Linked DNA regions of Homo sapiens: region 2 is linked to region 1. The links are chromatin contacts, found by Hi-C or POLR2A ChIA-PET in ENCODE. All regions are on one chromosome and are shown on one strand. The core of a region is the stretch at or near the end of the contact, and the rest is flanking DNA. Distances in the headings are between cores, read along the strand shown.

Region 1 (6,692 bases), core at 1-2,500:
TTTAGCAGGAGAGAATATAAGGGTAATCACCCCAGCACCTGGACCCATTTAGATTAAGTAAATTTACTCAGGCTCCAGAGGAAGGTCTTCAGGACTCAGATCTTATGGGTAAGAAGTTAATCACTTGTATCTTTAGATCAATGCACACTTACACATAAACATACAACTTACAAGGTATATAAGCTCTGGAAAGCTCTGTAATTCTGAGTCGGTCTGGGATATTTTCCACGCCTTCGCCCCGTACCTGGTTACAGAAATAAACTCCTTTCTTTCCTAGTTTATCTGCATCTCATTATTGGGCAGCGAGAATAAGCAGCCCAACCCTCGGTTTGGTGGTTTGGTCGGGGAGCATTACCACGACACTCGCATGCCACATGGTACTGTGATGACACTCTCCCCAGAGCAGGGCTTCAGGCAGTATGAGAGGGATGCGGGGTTCTAGAAACTCTAACCGAGTTTCTGGTCTCCAAAACTTGTCATGGTCACAGGTGGGTATCACCCTACTTCCCCACCTGCACTCGAGGATTCACGACCCTGGGATAGCTCCTAGACATTGTATTTTCCCATGAATTTAGTTTTGCTGCCCCCATTTTCCTGATTCTTTTCCTGCCATCTTGCAATCTCCTCTGATTTCTGGCACACCGCGGCCTTCCCTTCTACATATCACATCCTCGTTCTCCCCATACGGGGGTCCTGCCCATAAGGAGGCCGCAGCAGCTCTCGAGTGACCCCGGTGTAAACCTGCAGAGAAAAACCATTCCATTCCACGGAAGCGGGTGGAGGAGCCGCGCTTCCCGGCAGGCCACGTGGGGCGGAAAGACCCACTCAGTTTCCTCGCACCTCCGCCTCGACTTAGGAAAACGCTCTGGGGAACCCCAGCCCTGAAAAGGCGCGTCTCACCCCCCACGCCGGGTGCTGGCGACAAGGCCCAGTGAAAAAGCGTCTCGGGGCCGTCCGCGCGGAGGGGAAAGTGCTGAGGGAAGCCAAGGAATCCGCGCCTGCGGTCGCCGGAAACGTGGCGGGGACACGACCTCCGCGTCGGGGCTATTTTGCCCACTGCTGAGGAGGCCTCTCGCCACGTCCCGCTCCCGTCTTCCTCGAGGACCGGGCGCGGTGGCGCCTCTGGCCCACAGCAGGAAGGAAGGGGCAGCAACTCACGCCACCAACTCTGCCCCTCTGAGCGGCGCGCGCCCGCTTACCGGCCCCGCTGTTGCCGCAGCCGCCACCGCCGCCACGCGCACTTCCGGGCTGGTGAACGCGGTGACGTCACCAACGCACATGGGTTGGCGGCGAATGGGAAGTCGCGGCGGGGCGAGGGCGAGTGCGGGGGCGGGGCCCGGACCGAAGGGCTTCCGCCTCCCGTCGCTCCTCCCCACCGTGAGGCGAACCTCAGCCGGTTTCCCAGCCCCGCCGAGGCCCGCTGGGGCGAAGCGGAGCCCCGGGGGGCCCTGAGGAAACCGGCGCGGGTTCGTTTAATTACGCCCTTCTCGCCAGACCTCTGGCTGGCCCTGAGCTGCTCAGAAGCCCATCTGCGCGGCATGCCCGTGCGATCTGAGACAACTGGCAGCTGTCTTCCTTTGCAAAACGAGACTGTTAATAAAACCTACCCCAGGGTAGGACGGACTGTTCGGTAAATGTTAACTTATCCGTGTTTGACTATTCTCTCCTCTAATCTCTGCATAGGGTTAAGTCCACAGTTGACAGAGTCACGCGCATTCGAAATCTAAGCCCGCCGGTCCTATGAACTTACTGGGCATATTTTATTTTCTTACCTGGTTTGTGTAACCATTGGCCTCCTTGGCCCGGAGGCTTCCCATCTGTAACGTGGAGAACTTAGATTTGATCCAGTTCATTAATTCTTTCTAGAGCGGAAAAGAGCAAAGAGAGTGGCAAAGGAGTGGGAATACAGCCGTTGAGCCCTTAAAGTGCGAAAATGTGTAGTTTTTGTTTTGTTTTGTTTTTGAGACGGAGTTTCGCTCTTGTCGCCCAGGCTGGAGTGCGGTGGCGCGATCTGGGCTCGCTGCAACCTCCGCCTTCCGGTTTCAAGCGATGCTCCTGCCTCGGCCTCCCGAGTAGCTGGGATTACAGGTGTCTGCCACCACGCCCGGCTAATTTTTAGTAGAGACGGGGTTTTGCCGTGTTGGCCAACTGGTCTCGAACTCCTGACCTCGTGTTCCCCAGGCCTCGGCCCCCAAAAGTGCCGGGATTACTTTTGCCGGGATTCGGCCACTGCGCCCGGCCGAAAATGTGTAGTCTTTTAAGTGTAACTTTACATCACTTAGCTTTCCCTAAAATTTTCCTAGAAAAATGCTTGTGCATGTTATTTCTGTTCTTTTGCCCTCCCCACATGCCTACCTGTTCTTCCCAAACTTTTCAGCCCCACTCTCTGTAGACTTCCTAAAACGTAAAAAGTAAGATGTGCAATTACCACACCTCTTCAAGGTGTTGAATATCCTGTTTTTGGAAGCACAGGACTGGCTTTCCAAATGGACATTCAGAGGCACAGCATTGATATCATCCGGTGCAAGGATTTTCTGTCTCTCTCTCTCTTTGGGGCAAGGAAAGCCCCAAATCATCCTTTCAGGCTTGTCTGCTATTTCTCACCACCATGACCCTAGACAAACTGGACCAAAGCCTCCATTGCTGTACCCACCTAGAATAGATTCTCCAAATCACCACCTATGAAGGCAACGCTAATACAACTATTATGATGACTTACTTCGTGCCAGTTACTGTGCTGGGCACCCTCAACAATTTCTGGCCTTGTAAATATATAGTTTATATATGCAGGTGTATATACAGTTGTCCTTCCGTATCCATGGGGTATTGGTTCCAGAACATCACCCCAGCCAGTGTTCAAGTTCTTTACATAAAATGGCATAATATTTACATATAGACTATACACATTCTGTAGTACAAATCATTTCTAGATTACTTATAATACCTGATATAAATGCTGTGTAAACAGTTGTTATGCTATATCGCTTCTTTGTGTTTTTTAATTGCTATTTAATTTTTTTTTTTTTTTTTGAGATGGAGTTTCACTCTGGCGCCCAGGCTGGAGTGCAGTGGCACGATCTCAGCTCACTGCAACCTCTGCTTTCCAGGTTCAAGCGATTCTCCTGCCTCATCCTCCCAAGTAGCTGGGATTACAGGCACCCGCCTCCACGCCCGGCTAATTTTTGTATTTTTAGTAGAGACGGGGTTTCACCATGTTGGCCAGGCTGGTCTTGAACTGCTGACCTCAGGTGACCCACCCACCTAGGCCTCCCGAAGTGCTGGGATTACAGACGTGCGCCATGGTGCCCCAGCCTTATTTAATATTTTGACCTGTGGCTGGTTGAATCCACTGATGGAGAACCCATGGCCATGGAAGGTCAACTGGAGAGAGAGAGAGAGAGAGAGAGAGGAGAAAGAGAGAGAGTAAGAGAATTCCTCCTGTACTGGCCAAGACAATAAAACAAAAATAGGGGTATTACTACAGATCATGTAGATATATATGAGGAGGTATTATAAACAATTTTATGCCAATTAATTTGACAATGTAGATGCAACGCACCAATTCTATAAAAAAGACAATTTATCAGAACTGAAATAGGGTAGAATTTAAAAATCTGAATAGCTTTTCATTTTTAAAGAAATTGAATTGTTGTTCAACAGACTTCTCACAAAGATAATTCCAGGCCCAGATGGTTTCAGTGGTCAAATTTATCAAACGCATAAGGAAGGAAGAACTCCAGTCTTGTGCAAAGTTTGTTTAGAAAATAGAGGAGGAAACAGTTTTCCTCTCATTTTGAGGCCAGCATAACCCGCATAACATAAAATCAACACTACAAAAAAATTAATATACAGCTTAATATACCACATGACCATAGAAACAAAAACAACTTTAATAAAATGTTAGGAAATTGAATCCAACAGTATATAGAAAGATAATACATCATGATCAATTTGGGTTTGTCCCCAGTGCAAGGAATGCAAGTTGTATTTAATGATCTAAAACCAATCAACGTAATTCACCATATTAACTGAAAAAGAAAAACTGTTGTCATCACAATAGATGCAGAAAGACCACTTAAAATTCAATCCCTACTCATAAAAACTGCCAAAAAAATTAGAAGGGACTTCCTCAATATAGTAAAGGTCATTCATGAAAAATCCATAGCCAATATCAGACTTAGTGGTAATATATTGAACACTCTCCCCCTTATATCAGGAAGAAGGCAAGGATGCCTCATCTTACCACTTCTTAACATTTGTCTGTAGTTTATAACCATTAACAAAGCAAGAAAAAGATATGGAAAGTGTAACAATTCAAAAGGAAGTAAAATTGTCCCTATTTTCAGATGACATGATGGTGGTTTATACAGAAATCATAGGAACTGACAAAACTACTACTAGAACTAACAAGTAAATTTAGGAAGGTCTCAGGATACCAGGTTAATATACATAAATCAATTCTATTTTTATATATTATCAGCAAAAATATAGTACATAAAAATATATATCACATATGAAGAAATAAGCGTAATAAGAGAAGCTATATGGTTAGCAACCAAACATATATAAAGATACTCATCAATCGCTAAGAGGCCAGATATGGTGGCCCTTGCCTGTAATCCCAGCACTTTGGGAGGTTAAGGTGGGAGGATCATTTGAGCCCAGGAGTTTGAGCCCAGCCTGGGCAATATAATGAGACCCTTTCTCTATAATTTATTTTTTAATAGCCGGGGTTGCTGTTGCGTGCCTGTATTCCCAGTTACTCAGGAGGCTGAAGTGGGAGAAACACTTTGAGCCCAGGAGGTCCAGGCTGCATTGAGCTGTGATTGCACCACTGCATTCCAGCCTGGACAACAGAGTGAGACATTGTCTAAAATATTATATATATATATATATAAAATCACTAGGGAAATACAAATTATACAACAATGAGATACCTTTTTGTTTTTTTAAGACGGAGTCTCACTCTTTCCCCTAGGCTGGAGTGCAATGGCATAGTCTCGGCCTACTGCAACCTATGCCTGCCAGGTTCAAGCAGTCTGCTGCCTGAGCCTTCTGAGTAGCTGGGATTACAGGCACGTGCCACCACACCTGGCTAATTTTTGTATTTTTAGTAGAGATGGGGTTTCACTATATTGGCCAGGCTGGTCTTGAACTTCTGACCTTGTGATCTGCCGCCTCAGCCTCCCAAAGTGCTGGGATTACAGGCACGAGCCACCACGCCTGGCCAACAATGAGATACCTTTACATACCCATTAGAATGTCTAAAATTGAAACACCTGGAAATATCAAATGCTGATGAGAATGAAGAGCAACTGCAACTCTCATACACCGTGGGTGGGAATACAAACTGGCCCAGCCACTTTGGTAAACAGTTTACTGGTGTCTGATAAGACTAGCTATACATATAGCTTATGGCCCAGCAGTCCCACTCCTAGATATTTACCTGAGAGAAATAAAAACTTATGTTCACACTAAAACGTGTATGTGAGTGGTGTAGTCACTTTATTTATAATTATTCCAAACTGGAAATAACCCAGATTTCTTCCAGCAGATGAATGGATAAGCAACCTGGAGCATATCCATACAATGGAATACTACTGAGCAAGATGAAAGAACAAACTGCTGATACACACAGCAACACATCTGACTCTCAAGTGAAGAAAGCCCCTTTCAAGAGGCTGCATATAATAGACTCCATTCATATGACATCCAGAAAAGGCAAAACTATAGGTCGGGCACAGTGGCTCACGCCTGTAATCCCAGCACTTTGGGAGGCCGAGGTGGGCAGATCACGAGGCCAGGAGTTCAAGACCAGCCTGGCCAACATGGTGAAAACCCATCTCTATGAAAAATACAAAAATTAGCTGGGCGTGGTGGTGGGCACCTATAATCCCAGCTACTCGGGAGGCTGAGGCAGGAGAATCAATTGAACCAGGGAGGCAGGGGTTGCAATGAGCTGAGATGACACCATTGCACTCCAGCCTGGGCAACAGGGCAAGGATCCATCTCAAAAAAAAAAAAAGGCAAAACTGTAGAGAGAAAAAATGATCAGTTCTTGCCAGGGGGCTCAAGATGGGATGAGGTATTTACTACGAAAGCGCATGAGAGAATTTTGAGGGGAGAGAAAGGTGATAGATTTGTTCTATGTTTTGATTATAGTGGTGATTAAATAACTCTGTATTTGCCATAATGCATAGAACAGTATTGTATTAGTCCATTCTCACACTGCTATAAAGAAATACTTGCGACTGGGTAATTTATAAAGAAAAGAGGTTTAAGGCCAGGTGCGGTGGCTCAAGCCTGTAATCCCAGCACTTTGGGAGGCCGAGGCGGGTGGATCACGAGGTCAGGAGATCGAGACCATCTTGGCTAACACGGTGAAACCCCGTCTCTACTAAAAATACAAAAAAATAGTCGGGTGTGGTGGCGGGCGCCTGTAATCGCAGCTGCTCGGGAGGCTGAGGCAGGAGAATGGGGTGAACCCGGGAGGCGGAGTTTGCAGTGAGCCGAGATCGCCGAGATCGCGCCACTGCACTCCAGCCTGGGTGACAGAGCAACACTCCGTCTCAAAAAAAAAAAAAAAAGAGGTTTAATTGGCTCATGGTTCGTTCGGTCGGCTCATGGTTGGGGACGCCTCAGGAAACTTGCAGACATGGTGGAAGGTGAAGGGGAAGTAGGCTCCTCTTACA
Region 2 (6,692 bases), core at 1,390-3,889, 65 kb before region 1:
GTTTGTTTTCTCTATGCAAGTTACTGCATTAGAGTTGTGAGAATAGTCATGAAATATTTTAGGCAAAAATCCCCTAGCGTTTAACAGATGCTTAGTGAGTACTTGCTGGATTCAGACAATGTACTCAGTCCTGGAAATTCAATGCCAAATGGAACCCTACGTTAAAGGAGTTGTCAGCCTGGTTGGCAATTTCTGGCACCATAACCAATGGTTAAAGCAACTTTGTTTTGTTTTGTATTTTAAATCTGTAGAGAAATCCAAGAAATGAGATAGAAGTCATGTCCTGAAGAAAGTTAAAAAATAGTAAGTGTGGCTCGGCACTGTGGCTCACACCTGTAATTCCAGCACTCTGGGAGGCTGACGTGGGAGGATTGCTTGAGGTCAGGAGTTCTAGACCAGCCTGACCAACATGGTGAAACCCCGTCTCTACTAAAAATACAAAAATTATCCAGGCGTGGTGACAGGCACCCATAGTCCCAGCTACTCAGAAGGCTGAAGCAGGAGAGTCACTTGAACCCAGGAGGCGGAGGTTGCAGTGAGCTGAGATCACATCACTGCACTCCAGCCTGGGCACTAGAGCAAGACTCCATCTCAAAAAAAAAAAAAAAAAAAAAAAAAAGGAATAGTAAGGGAGAAGCTGACAAGACAAGCTGACCATTTTTTTCAAATAAATGCTCAGTGACTATTTGAAACATCAAGCTTTTAAGTATTTTAAATATTTTTACTAAAATACAGCACATGTACAATATATCAAAATACATAGCTCAGTGAATTATCACACAATGAACAGAGTGATCACAGCCATGAAACCATCATTCAGAGCAAGAAATAGAACATCACCAACTCAGAAACCCCTTTCATCCTCCTCCCAGTCTTTACCCCTTACATTAGCCCAAGCGTAATTACCATCCTGACTTCTAACACCAGATTCATTTCTCCAATTTTTTTACCTTTATGTTGATGAATCACATTATATTTATTATTTTATATCTGGCTTCTTTTGCTTAACAGTATTTTGTCAGAGTTATCCATGTTCTGAGGAGCTATAATTTATTTTTATTACTATATAATATCACACTGTATAAATATAGTTTAGTTTGTTGATCCATTCTGTTGTTGGAGGATATATATCTACGTTACTTCCAAACTGGAATTACTACAGATGATGTTTTTTTTCTCTTTTTTTTCTTTTGTGAAAGCAAGTTCATTAGGAAAGTAAAGGAATGAAGAATGGCTACTCCATAGGTAGAGCAGCCTACAAATGATGTTTCTACAAACATCCTTGTACATGCATTGAAATGCATGCATTTCAACTAGGGACATACTTAGGATTATAATTGCTGGGTCATTGGTATAGATATGACTAACATAAATACTTCCAAGCAGTTTTCCAAAGTGGTTGTAACCAATTTATACTCATATTTATAGCATAGGAGAGTTTGCATTGTTCTACATCCTTGTTAACTTTGGTTATTTTCAATTAATATTAATTGGTCTAGTAGGTATTTCATTAGAGTTTAAATTTGCATTTTCCTAATTATGAAGAAAATTGAACATATTCTCATGTTTGGGCATTTGGAGACCCTTTTATAAAGTACATGTTAAAGCCTCTTGCTCAATTTTCTTTCAGATTGTCTATTTTTTTAATGTATAGATTGTTTAAAGAAATTGGACAATATTCAAAGTAAGAACTGAACTACAGTTCATCGACAAACACCGCAAGAATGTGCATCAGTCGGGGATAAGTCAGGTTTCATAAACCACCCCAGTTATATGAAAAGAGAGCTTAATACAAAGAATTGCTAACTAGTTACAGAATTGTAACCAGGTAACTGAAAAGGCAAAAAGAGAACATTAAGGTAACATGGAGGTAATAATTGCAGGTCTAGAATATAAAGGGAAAGGTTGGCATTATTAAACTCAGAAGCTGGAAGCAGGGGCCTATTGAGCTGAAATTCAGTGCTCTGAGAAGGTGCTGGTCAGCTACAGCCAGGGTCTCTTGACAGGTTGAAAGGCTGGTTCTGCAAATGTTGGAAAAACTACATGCTGGATGTGATTGCTGCTACAGGAACACAATGACATTGGAGAAGTGGGACGAGCATGATGTTCCCAGGAGCAAGAAGCAGACAGGAAGGAGTGAGTCCCTTCTTTCTCCAGCCTTGTGGTTTCCCTCTAGTACCTCCTAGGGGAGCACAAAGCCAAATACCTCCCAGAGAGGTTGGAGCTAAGAGACAGTAGGTTAATTACTGGCAAGAGATCAAAAAGGCAAACCAATGAGTGGGAGAAGATGCACAACAAACAACGGACTTGGCTCTAGATTTGAGTGATATATAGCAGGTAACAATAGTGTAACCAAAATGTGGGTTAGTTGCTTATCACTTGCAGAGTTCAATTAACAAGAGTGAGGTCTGGTATAAAGAAAGTGATTTATTTCCAAAGCTAGCTTAGAGGATGAAGCACAGGCATCCCACCTTTAAATGTACCGCTTCCCTCTTGGAGAAGAAAGTGAGCACTTTTAAAAGACAGGGGAGAAAGTGAGCAAGGGCAATGGTCCTCATACTAGCTTATCTACCACGCAGTAGAGCTGGTGACTGCTGGTGTTTTCCTGGGCAAGCTGTTATCTCTCAAGACAACTTCCTGGAGGGTGAGAGTTCCCTAGCAAACATGCTGTGGTTTGTAAATTAACTGTTAAGAGTTCTGTCTTAGAGCACACAGTTACGTGAACTTACCCAGTAAGAGATGTCTGAAGGAGAGGTAAAAGCCTATATAGTTCCATTTCTGAAGGGCTAAATAGGATGTGGGGAACCAGGAGAACAATAAGAGAGAAAAACCACCTCTTAGAAAAATGGGGGTACTGGGTTACAATTGCTAGGCTTTGAGATAGTGCTTACCACGTGCCAGCTCTGTTCTAAGGCTTCACCATGTTATTATAATTCATCTCACAAAGGCCCTTTAAGAGTAAATTATCTTCATTCCCACTTGAAAGATGAGGAAACAGAGGCAAGAGAGTTTAAGTAAACTGCCCAAAGTCTTACAGCCAGGAACTGCCAGATAGAATAAAATTCAGATAGATTTAATTCATTTTTGTCTTCATACTCAAATTCAAAAATAGGATTTACTGTTAAAACAGCTATAAAAAAATTATAGTAAATGAGACATGAAAAGTAGTAGCAGGTCTCCTGACTTAAGGGAACTTTTACAGTAATCAATAATTTCTAGTCATAAAGATATGGCTCATAAAAATGTGGCCGATGGCATCAAAATCTTTTATCTTTTACCTTCTAGAAAATTCTTATCTGCTTTTAGTTGGTCTTTCAAGAATTCTTGTCACTATAGTGAAAAAACATAGATTTTAGGGATGTGGGTTGTTTAAAATTATGTTTACTGACTGTTGATCTGCTTTCTGCACTTTGTTCTTGCAGATGATAATTGTCTGGGTGAGAATAGTTCTTCTTTGCCTTCTCTGGAATCAAAACTTAGGCTCAAACTGCTCCCAAAGCAGTAACTCATAGGAAAACTCCAGATTATTCATTGCCTGTGCATGATTGTATGAATGTAACTGAACTGCCTACAGGCCCAGTAATTTCACTTTTCTCACCTGTGGATGCAGCCTACACATGCTGATCGGTCAGAGATTTGGAGAAAATAGAATTCATTGATTTATTTATGCTTGCTCTGAAGTGTAGGGTAAGCTGAAAACCTGACTTTCTTTAAAAGGCAAGTCAGTGTTGGCAGTCTTCTAGAATTTGAGTGGGGAACTAAGGCTTATTGGGCCCCCTCTGTGTCTCAAGCACTGTGTGGCAAGTAATGCCACTGCCTCCTTATTGGTGTCTCCTAGTCCACACTTGTCCCGATTCTTCTGTTCCTCCACCCTGCAGCCAAATACTGATTTCCAAATGCAAAGCTAATCATAAGATTCTGCTTTGGGGAGGGTGAAAATTCTTAATACGGTCCACAGGAGCTAATTTTCTTGTAAACTGCAACCTCAACCTCCTGGGCTCAAGCAATCCTCCTGCCTCAGCCTCCCAAGTAGCTGGTACTACGGGTGCATGCCACCATATCTGGCTAATTTATTTTTAATAGAGACAAAGTCTCACTGTGTTGCCTAAGCTGGTCCCAAACCCCCAAACTCAAGCGATTTTCCTGCCTTGCTCTCCCGAATTGCTGGAAGTGCTGGGATTGCAGATGTGAGCCACTGTGTCCAGCCCTGCATCCTTCTAATAGGGACCCCTGAGATTAGATTGAACCCATCTAGATATTTCAGGAAAAATTCTCCATCTCAAAATCCTCAACTTAACACATCTGCAAAGCCTCTTTTGCCATGTAAAGTGATGTATTCACAGGGATGTAGATTTCTTCAGGGGACCATTATTCAGGTTGCCCAAACCCTACCTCATCATTCATTCTTCCCTTCTATTTCTAGTGAAGAAATGCCTCTTGCATTTGCCAAGGCTTACATCATAACTTTCCCATGTTCTGTCCTTTACCTCCTCCCACACAGTGTGCTCCTCCTCTCAGCAACTAATTCCCCTCATTGTCTTCTAATGGAGTTATCAAGTTCTCTGAATTTGCATTCCCAGCTCTGCTACTTTGATGCTGTTAAGTAGTCACAGAGCTTTGACTCTCTGGTTGCCTTTAAGTTGCCTTACAGATAACAACTATCTGTAAGGCAGATATTTGGGACTATCTGGAGGATTAACTCAAATAATGAATGAAAATCTCTCTCCCAGAGCATGGCTGGTGGAAAGCATTCCACACATGTAGGTTGTTGGATTCATTACCTTCAATATCGCCCTGTTTCTTCTGTCCTATCCTGGGGACTGGAGGTCTATACTACTTTTACTGATGACTGGGTTCTCACTCTAAGCCATCATTCGAATAGCACATATCATGACTGTGTAGACATAAGCTGGGCTTTCTCCTCTGAGTTAAATTCAGTCCAACAATTGTTTATCAACATTTCACTCTGTGCTATCACTGAGCATATAAAGATGAGTGAGGCGTGGTTTCTAACCTCAACCAACATTCTGCAGAGCTGTGGAACTGGATGTGGAAAAATAAAACTTCAAAATAAAGTGGTAAGTGCCTGGAAGAAAAGACATTTGAGCTGAGTGAGCCAGGAAATCCTTTTGCAGAAAAAAGGTTAAATTATAAGCACTATTGCTGGTTGTATTCATTGATTATATCTCTGCCCGAGGCATTGGGCCAATCTCTGTCATCAGAAAGATTCATGCTCAAGTGTTTCAGAATAATGAGAGCTTCACCACTCTCTTATTTCCTGCCCAAACCTGGTGAAGAGAGCTTGTTGGAGGGGCCTGGATAATCCCCAGATTCCCTACTTTTTCAGCAACAGGCATGATACAAATTTAAAGCAGCACAGTCAATTTGCTTTATCAGAATATGGTGGCTGCCTAAGGGTCATCAGCCAGCACAGAGACTCCTGCCAACAGGAAAATGGCCATGTGATGAAGCTCAAAAGACATCCAGCTGGACTGTAAATCAGCAGTGCTCTGACTTTCTAGATGCTGACTCATTACAGCAGAGCAGAAGACCTAACCCTCCCTATCCTATGCATTCCTGCTTTGCAGAGCAAAAGACTTCTGTGAAGACCAAGAATTGGAGTAGTAACAATAAAATCTCTAAAAATGCATCAGTCAACCAACATAACAACAAAAGCAAGTTCCAATACTTTTCTCAACTCTATTAATTAATGCAATAAGAGCAACAACCCAAACCCAAACCAACTTAAGACAGTGCTGACGCTGTATAAGTAATACAGTATCCTTCCAGAAAGTTGTGGGAACCCCTTGGTCTATGCCTGCACAGTCTCAGTAGAAGCTTTGCAATATTGTCAAAGCATTGGTTGGCTGCCAGACTTCTTGAAACAATATAAAATGAAAGTGTATAGCAAACTCTAATAATGCCCTAATTTTTGTTTATGAAAACCAAGTTTTAGTTATTCATATTTTAAATTTGTATTAATAAAAAAATCTTTAGTTGCACATCAAAATGAAAGTCCACAGGCTTGTCTTCAGTCCCCAAAGAAAAGACTTAACATTCAGGGATACATTTGTATCTATCCAGGAGGACCCCTTGTAGAGTACAGTGGCCTCATAGCCCTACCCTGAGAAACACTGAGACCAACATCCACTCCCTATCTCCCAGACCCCTTGATGTCTCGTCCCTGGCGTCTGTCTTGGGGGAAGCTGAGCAGTGTCACATAGGACTGAAAGAAGCAAGAATAGGACCACAAATCTAAAGCAAGAGGAAGAATCTGGAGGTTGACCCAGGCAATGGTGGAAGAAGGACCAAGTGAATAGGTCAAAAGTTAAGGAACACACAGTGAGTTAAGATATGAAGAGGACTAAATTCACAAAGCTGTAGAAAAAAATGAAAGCTGATTGAGACCTGGAAAATCATTTATACTGAACCTGTGTTTTCAAAGGGAGAAAGTGACTTGTGATCGCAAAAAATAGGGATAATAGCACCAACCTCTCAAGATGGCTGTAAAGTTCAATGAAGGAACATATGCAAAACACAGATATTGATTTTGGATTAGAGTAAGTGTTTAACAAGTGTTTGTTCATTCATGAGTGACAGAACCTGAACTAAGTCTTCTAATTTAGAAGCAAGTACTCTGTCAGGCTACCAGAAATCCCAAGTATGTAGGAGATTCATAATAAAACAATGGT

Evidence for each region. Hi-C counts contacts between places; a loop is a spot of excess contacts on that map. ChIA-PET counts read pairs that join two places held with the same protein, here RNA polymerase II (POLR2A). Pooled maps may share reads with other maps.
Region 2: a loop to region 1 is called in a pooled map, with 2.9 times the contacts of the local background. The contact joins the enhancer-like site here to the promoter of TRNT1 in region 1. A Hi-C loop is called at or near these places in 1 of 168 maps with a recorded cell type or tissue (colonic mucosa) and 3 of 50 pooled maps. POLR2A ChIA-PET finds 5 or more read pairs at or near these places in 5 of 52 experiments (CD4-positive, alpha-beta memory T cell, CD8-positive, alpha-beta T cell, activated T-cell and 2 more).

The regions. Positions count from the first base shown.
Region 1 is chr3:3,121,498-3,128,189 of GRCh38, reverse strand. It overlaps TRNT1 (tRNA nucleotidyl transferase 1), which reads right to left and starts at 1,250. Exons shown (of 8, transcript NM_182916.3): 1 at 1,200-1,250. It overlaps LOC124909339 (a long non-coding RNA gene), which reads left to right and starts at 1,359. Exons shown (of 2, transcript XR_007095786.1): 1 at 1,359-1,630; 2 at 5,552-6,193. RefSeq lists enhancers at 687-766, 189-919 and a silencer at 1,127-1,546.
Region 2 is chr3:3,188,063-3,194,754 of GRCh38, reverse strand. No RefSeq gene overlaps it. Among named protein-coding and RNA genes, the nearest start is that of CRBN, 12 kb to the right of the region's middle. Within about 2 kb of position 2,639, at least 3 of the 41 ENCODE cell types and tissues checked have a DNase peak (open chromatin) inside an H3K27ac peak, as active enhancers do; they include CD8-positive, alpha-beta T cell, where a contact is called at or near this core.